2 separate regions of the Homo sapiens genome follow, and region 1 is linked to region 2. A link is a contact called in ENCODE Hi-C or POLR2A ChIA-PET data. All regions are on one chromosome and are shown on one strand. The core of a region is the stretch at or near the end of the contact, and the rest is flanking DNA. Distances in the headings are between cores, read along the strand shown. Region 1 holds the start of SNHG16 (small nucleolar RNA host gene 16). Region 2 holds the start of JPT1 (Jupiter microtubule associated homolog 1).

Region 1 (3,574 bases), core at 943-3,442, 1.4 Mb after region 2:
CTTATTTACTGCAAACTGTTTTATCAGCAAGGTCTTTATGGCCTGTATCTTGTGCCGACCTCCTGTCTCATCCTGTGACTTAGAATGCCTTAACCGTCCGGGAATGCAGCCCAGTAGGTTTCAGCCTCGTTTCACCCAGCTCCTATTCAAGATGGAGTTTTCTGGTTCCAATGCCTCTGACAGTAGTACTTCATCGCATTGTGAGGATTAAACGAGTTCATACATGTACAGAAACCAGTATAGGGAATGGCACCTGGTAAGTGCTATGAAGTATTAGCTATCATTACTATCTTGTCTACAGTAGGTCACCAGCCCGCTAGCAGCTTTTGGGAAATTCCACACTTAGAATTCCCACTGTAAGTCTCAAATGAAAGGAACTATGTTTGCAGGGATAGAACACATTCTTCCTTTCAGTATTACACAAAATAACGTGTCTTCAAGGGTAAGGTAGAGAAACCTAATGGCCAGAATTACTGCTGAATGAATTAATGATTATTTGCTGAAGACTTACTGTGAGCATAGCAGGTAAATACCAAACCCTGCACTGTTAAGAAATTAAAAAGAAAAAAATAAAAATAAAAAGAGGCTGGGCGTGGTGGCTCACGCCTGTAATCCCAGCACTTTGGGAGGCTGAGACGGGTGGATCACCTGAGGTCAGGAGTTTGAGAACAGCCTAACATGGAGAAACCCCATCTCTACTAAAAATACAAAATTAGCTGGGCGTGGTGGCGCATGCCTGTAATCCCAGCTACTCAGGAGGCTGAGGCAGGAGAATCACTTGAGCTTGGGAGGCGGAGGTTGCCGTGAGCCGAGATCGTGCCATTGCATTCCAGCCTGGGCAACAAGAGCAAAAGTCCATCTCAAAAAAAAAAAAAAAAAAAAATAATAATAATAATAAAAAGAGACTTCTGCTCTTGAAGAGCTTACAATCAAATGAAAGGAGGTAAACATAAGCAAATGTGGTAATTTGAAGATAAGTATCTGCAACATATTACCATCTGCAGGACAATATAACCCACACCGAAGGCCACAGAGATCACTGTTAATGGGTGGATGAGAACAGGGAGACTGGAATGGAGAAAAGGCTCTCGGTCTTGCAAACTTAAACTAGCTTTCAAATAGGTGCAAATTCTGGCCCTGATTGTTGATGTCGTTTTTGCCTTATTTTTATTTCAAAAACGAAGCCAGACCGGGCGCAGTGGCTCACCTTTGTAATCCCAGCACTTTGGGAGGCCAAAACAGGAGGACTGCTTGAGGCCAGGAGTTTGAGACCAACCCGGGCAACATAGTGAGACCTCATCTCTGCAAAATAAAAATAATCAGCTGGGCGTGGTGGCGCTCGCCTGTCGTCCCGGCCACTCAGGAGGCTGAGGCGGGAGGATCACTTGAGCCCGGGAGGTCCAGGCTACAATAAGTTATGATTGCACCACTGCACTCCAGCCTGCGTGCCAGGGTGAAACCTTATCTCAAAAACAAACCAAAAAAACCCAGAAACAAAAAAAAATGAAGCCAAGGTGTTTGCCTGAAAAATAACACTCAGAAGAGCAGTGGGTGTTACATCATTCTCCGTTCTTTTCGTAATTCAGCTCGTGACACTTGCCTTTTTTTCTCTTCTCGGAATGCCCCGGGCCCCTGGGCAGCCGCGGAGGCCGAGCCCCGTCGCTCTCCAGCGCTCCTTGCCGCCCGCGCCTCGGCTTCACCGGCCTCGCCCCAAACTTAAAAACACCTGAGCAGGAGGTTGAACGATTCCCTCGGAATCTCTCCTCTTCACTAACCCAGCGAACCACCCCAAATGCCCCTATCCTCCCCCAAATAAAATCCGCAGAGCAATTAACAAAGATACTCGGCCAAGCCCCGGTTTCCTCATCTGTCCCTGCCCCCTCGAACTTTCTGTGCTTCCCCAGTCTCGACCAGGGACAAACTGTGTTGAAGCTCAATGACTTTCTGGCAGAAGTGAACCTCCAGCTTCGTTTTCTGACAGCCGTGGTTCTTCACAGGCCTGGTTTCCCACTCCGGACCCTCCACTGCCCCTGGTGGCGGCCACCATCTTACCCCCAGCTCCAGGGTCGCGCTGAGGACGCGGCCAGCCCCCAGCCGCCGTAGTTTTGAACTACATTTCCCACCAGCCCTTTCTCAACATCGCGAGAGTTCCGGAGAGATTGCCGAGAAGACTTGCGCGCAGGGGCGGTCTCGCGTTCTTTTCGAGGTCGGCCGCGTGGCTGGAAGACATGGCCACTCCAGTCGGTGTTGAGCACGGCGAGCAGTCTCAGGCCTTTAGTGATGATGGTAAGGCTGCCTGGGTGGGAAAACGGGGTCTTCCTTGACACGACACTAACATACTTGGCTTCCCTTCCTCAGAGACGAAGTGGTGACGATAATCTCGGTTTCTCCCTCATAGGGTGGTTAGGAGGGTTAAAAGTACTGGATGAGAAAATGCTTTCCAAACGTTGAGAAAATGTTACTATGTGAAGGGAGAGAGCTCAAGCCCGTCCTCGGCGTCATAGGGCCGGCTTCTGCGGGGGAGAGCGCCTAACAACCTGGGCAGCCCCGTGCGCCTCCGCCGCGCGTGTGCTGAGCGTCATGCCCAGGGGTCTTCGGTGCCCGCGCACGGGCAGACTCTGACGATGGTGGTTCTTAATTCAGCATCAGGAGTGTTAACGTGTGAAGACGTGATTCCGCTTGGAGTGTCTTGAGGACGGCCCCAATCGGTAGTTCATATTTAGCTTTACAGATAGGAGTCAATAGGATTGTAAACTTCTGGAAAGCCGTAGTTTTAACAACGAGCCTTTTTTCCTCCCCCAGAGGCCTTTCTTTGTTTGGCATCTGCAGAGACGGTGAAAAGCAGAGCTCCAGGTTGAAGGATCAGAGTAATAGATGGAGCCCTTAACATGAGTAAGAGTGGGTGCAGGCAGGGCCTGAGTGGTCACTAGAAATGAGAAAGCACAGTTGGTGCCATCACATACATTCACCTCCTGCTTTATTCTGAAGTTCAAGTATGAGAATACGTGTTGACATACAAGCCAGCTATGGTAAGAAATTACTCAAAATTCAGAATGCTAATTATTTTAATGATAAAAATGAGTAGCGTCTTTGCCCGTGTGATTTGGGGCCACTAGGTGTCATTGTAACCAGCGTGGATCCTCGTTAGGGCATGCAGGGATGAAAGAGACATGGCAAATGAATTTTGGATCGCTAGGATTTAGGAATCTTTGTTATTGGCTGAGCTGAGGATGATTTAAAGTTATCCCTGTCTGAAATGGTATCTTTTGTGAGGAGGTCTGACTTGCTGAGGCTCAGCTGTTTAATACAAATCTGGAGAATAAACCTTAAGGTGGTTTCTGTTAGAATGAAGCCTGTTATCCTTCTCTTTTAGATTAAAGGTGGTGGCTGTGGCCTTGAAAACAGTCATGTGAAAACTCATCACCTTAAGGTGTTAAGTGTAAGGATCTTCATGATGAAATTTCTGTAAATGGTGAGATTTTTAGTACTTTCATAGACTTGAATATGCTTATGGTCCTCTTTAAGTATTGGTTTGTTAGTTTTGGGGATGTGTTGGTCTTCCAGGGTTACGATT
Region 2 (3,659 bases), core at 493-2,992:
CTCAATCTCTTCCTGTTCTCTGAAGAAATCATCTCATTGGAAAGAAAACAGAAAGGGAGCGACCAGTTTCCTAGGTCTGTGCTACTTAAGTACCCCATCCTCCCAGTAATCACCAATTTATTTTTTTAATCTTACCTAGTCTTTTTGACCTTGTAAACCTGAAAGTATTGAGTTGTAAAGGAATGTCATTTCCCATGCTTTCCTCCTAAGGCTCAATTGCTGAGTGAGGCGTGCTTTTTGTTCCCAAGTTCTCTAACCCCTGTGAGATATGGCTATTTCACGTGTCTTCTTAGCCCCACAAAATGGCTCCCTTTGTGCCACTTGGCCAGGACCCCGAGGGTAGCCACACATGAATGCAGGTCATAATCGATGTAAAATACATGCTCAAAAAAGTGATTTAAGCTTCTTCCAAGCCTTGAAGAGGATCCCAGACATAACTGTAACCCACCTTAAAGAACAGTGTGCAATTAGCTGAGACAATGTGGACACCTTCCACAGAATCCAAACCCTTCCACCAAGTAAGTTAAGCAAGGACTTGGAAAAGGGTTCCTGTCCAAACACTGTACCCAGTGCCCCAAGCCCAAAAAGCAGTGGGAAGAAGGGCAAGAAAAATCCCCCGCTTCCCAGGTAGCGCTACCACGTTAGAGACAATGGATGTCTCCGGCCCCGCCCAAGAACAAGAAACCTCCTCCTGCAAGGGAACCAGGGCCAGGGATGAACTCACTGGGCAAACGTCAAAGGAGGAAGCGAAGGTAGGATGCAAAGGCCACGGTCCGAAGGTTTAAGCGCAGAAAACCCACTCGGGTTGGCTCGTTCCCCGCGCCCGCCCCCGCCCCCCGCCTTAGAAATGAGCGCAGGGATGGGGAGAAGGGGTCTTTCCTTTGTTAGGAAGGGGAGACACTTGGAAGAGGGGAGGCACTTCGAAGAGGGGAAGAACGATTGGGTCCTCAATGGGGGGTGAAGGGTCGCGATGACCAGCCCCGCTCGACCACACATGCACCTGTCAGGTAGGTCCGAATAAGGAGTGGGGGCACGGCGAGGGTAAGGAGCCCGCCGGACCTGATCGATCCGGTCTCCGGATCCAATGGCTGCGCGCGAGAGCGAGACCAACCGCATGCCACGGGGGAGAGACAGGAGCGCGTGGCCCATCAATGGGACAATAGGACCTGACCATGCATGGGGCCCTAAAGGATCCCCGGGCACCTGGGGGGCCAAGCCCACCACCCTGGGGATGCACCAGCCGGGATGCACACAGGAGAAAGCGAAGCCCTCCCCGAAGGTTCCGATTAACGAAAACCGGCCGTGCTCCGAGGGGCGACCAGCCCCGGCCTCCTCAGCCCCTGACTCCGTGGAAGGAATGAATGGAGAGCAGCAGGGACCCGGGTGGGGCCGGCGCGCAGGGCTCGCCAGGCGGCACAAAGGCGGCGCCGACGGCAGAACCCCGCCACCCGCCCCGGCGCGAGCACAGCGCACGGGGCTCGTTACCCGCAACGACCGGCGCGAGGCCCCGCCGGCAGCGGCCCTCCCAGCCCCTCAGCCCCGCGCGGCTCGGGCGCGACCCGGTCGCCTCACCGGGAGCTATTCCTGCTGTTGGGGTCGACTCCCTTGAAGGTGGTGGTTGTGGTCATGGCGCCGAGGAGCGAGGTAGGCTGGCGCCGGAGCAGAACGCTCAAAGGGTCGGACCCGAGGGGCGCTGGGAAACTCCACACCCAACAGCCGACCACCGCTGCAGGAGCCGCCGCTGCCGCCTGTCCGGCCGATCGACGCCTTTATAGGGTTTTCAACCCCCGCCCCCTAACCCGCCGGCATTGGCCGATTCAAATGAATTCTTTCATTCCTATTGGCTCTCTGGAGTGCCAAGCACCATGCGGCATTACGATGGGCTGTGGCGGCCACGGCTCAGCCTAAGCCCGCCCCCTTCCTGGACTGGGAAGGCCTTGGGACTCTCTCCCCTCCCCCACCCCAAAATCTCGGCGATGATTGGACGGAAGGCGAATCTACCTCGCGCTGGGTGGAAGTCGTGCTGGCTGTCACTGTAAAACGTTACCTGACAGAGGGGGAAGCTCTTTCTTGGGGAGTTACAACCTCGGCAAGCAGAAGGGAGATTTGTCACTGTTACTGTTCTCTCATTTGCTTTACTGATGGTGGGATAGTAAGGGCATCCTCCTTAAAGGATGAAAAGTACTGCAACAAGTTGACATTTATCTGTTGAATACCTACTGTGTGTCCCATTTAGAAACCTAATAGTCTCAAAGCAGCCGCACAATGAGTCAGCAACAGAGAGCGCACCAAGATGATCCCTTTTAAAAGGACTGGAAATTCCTTACATTTTAATGTTACTGTTTAGTTGTAATGGGTGGTGCATGTACTGGACCAAAATTACAGTCGCTCCTATTTGGGGGCCTATTCTAAGGCTGGTTAATGCCTGGCACCAGGAATGGACTCATTCCCTGCTACCAAGACTATGGAAGCAGCTCAGGCCTCTGCAGCTGTTTATAACCCTTAAGTCATGACTCTTCCACCTGTCTGGGTAAATCTATCCATGCGACAAATGCAGACACACTTGGAGGATTCAGGAATGATGGTTTACAAGATCATAATAGGAAAGCCTTGGGCAAAAGAGGGCAGGCCCTTCTCATGTCTTGCATATTTCCTCAAGGCAGATGTCTTTGCTTGTCTCAATATTTCCATAATAATTGAACCACATTCCTCTTTGCAAAGCCACCTTTCAGGTAGTTGGAAGTTTGTATTCTGGGCAGTCTAGGTTAACCACCCTCCCCCCCCGGGCTTTCATGAAAAGCCAGTGAGAAGTTCTGTTCTAGAAAGCACGGATGATGCATTTATGTGCTTACCACAACAGCACGAAGCGCACCACTTGTTTGTGTTAGAATCTTCCCTTCTTTTTTTCCTTTCTTTTTTTTTTTTGTTTTTGAAGTGGAGTTTCGCTCTTGTCACCCAGGCTAGAGTGCAATGGCGCTCAATGCAACCTCCACCTCCCAGGTTCAAGCGATTCTCCTGCCTCAGCCTCCGTAATAGCTGGAACTACAGGCGTGCGCCACCACCCCTGACTAATTTTTGTATTTTTAGTAGAGACGGCGTTTCACCATATTGGCCAGGCTGGTCTCAAACTCCTGACCTCAGGTGATCCATGCTCCTTGGCCTCCCAAAGTGCTGGGATTACAGGTGTAAGCCACCGCATCTAGCCAAAATCTTAGCTTTTTTTTTTTTTTTTTGAGACAGAGTCTTGCTCTGTCGCCCAGGCTGGAGTGCAGTGGTGGCGCGATCTCTGCTCACTTGCAGCCTCCACCTCCCGGGTTCAAGCGATTCTCCTGCCTCAGCCTCCCGAGTAGCTAGGACTACAGGTGCGTGCCATCATGCCCGGCTAATTTTTTGTAGTTTATTAGTAGAGATGGAGTTTCACCATGTTAGCCAGCATGGTCTCAATCTCCTGACCTCGTGATCCACCCACCTTGGCTTCCCAAAGTGCTGGGATTACAGGTGTGAACCACCGCACGCCCAGCCAATCTTCCCATTCTTTCTTTTTTTGTTGTTGTTGTTTTCGTTTTTTTGAGACAGAGTCTCGCTCTGTCGCCCAGGCTGGAGTGCGGTGGCATAATCTCGGTTCACTGCAAGCTCCGCCTCCCGGGTTCACGCCATTC

What was found. Hi-C counts contacts between places; a loop is a spot of excess contacts on that map. ChIA-PET counts read pairs that join two places held with the same protein, here RNA polymerase II (POLR2A). Pooled maps may share reads with other maps.
Region 1: a loop to region 2 is called in a pooled map, with 6 times the contacts of the local background. The contact joins the promoter of SNHG16 here to the promoter of JPT1 in region 2. A Hi-C loop is called at or near these places in 1 of 168 maps with a recorded cell type or tissue (ovary) and 2 of 50 pooled maps. POLR2A ChIA-PET finds 5 or more read pairs at or near these places in 2 of 52 experiments (HEK293 and WTC11).

The regions. Positions count from the first base shown.
Region 1 is chr17:76,555,572-76,559,145 of GRCh38, forward strand. It overlaps SNHG16 (small nucleolar RNA host gene 16), which reads left to right and starts at 2,193. Exons shown (of 3, transcript NR_038111.1): 1 at 2,193-2,286. It overlaps SNORD1C (small nucleolar RNA, C/D box 1C), which reads left to right and starts at 3,219; the gene lies at 3,219-3,298. RefSeq lists enhancers at 1,224-1,323, 1,813-2,613, 2,014-2,273, 2,614-3,415.
Region 2 is chr17:75,152,770-75,156,428 of GRCh38, forward strand. JPT1 (Jupiter microtubule associated homolog 1) reads right to left here and starts at 1,743. Exons shown (of 5, transcript NM_016185.4): 1 at 1,573-1,743. The coding sequence starts at 1,628. RefSeq lists a silencer at 1,339-1,578 and an enhancer at 2,231-2,826.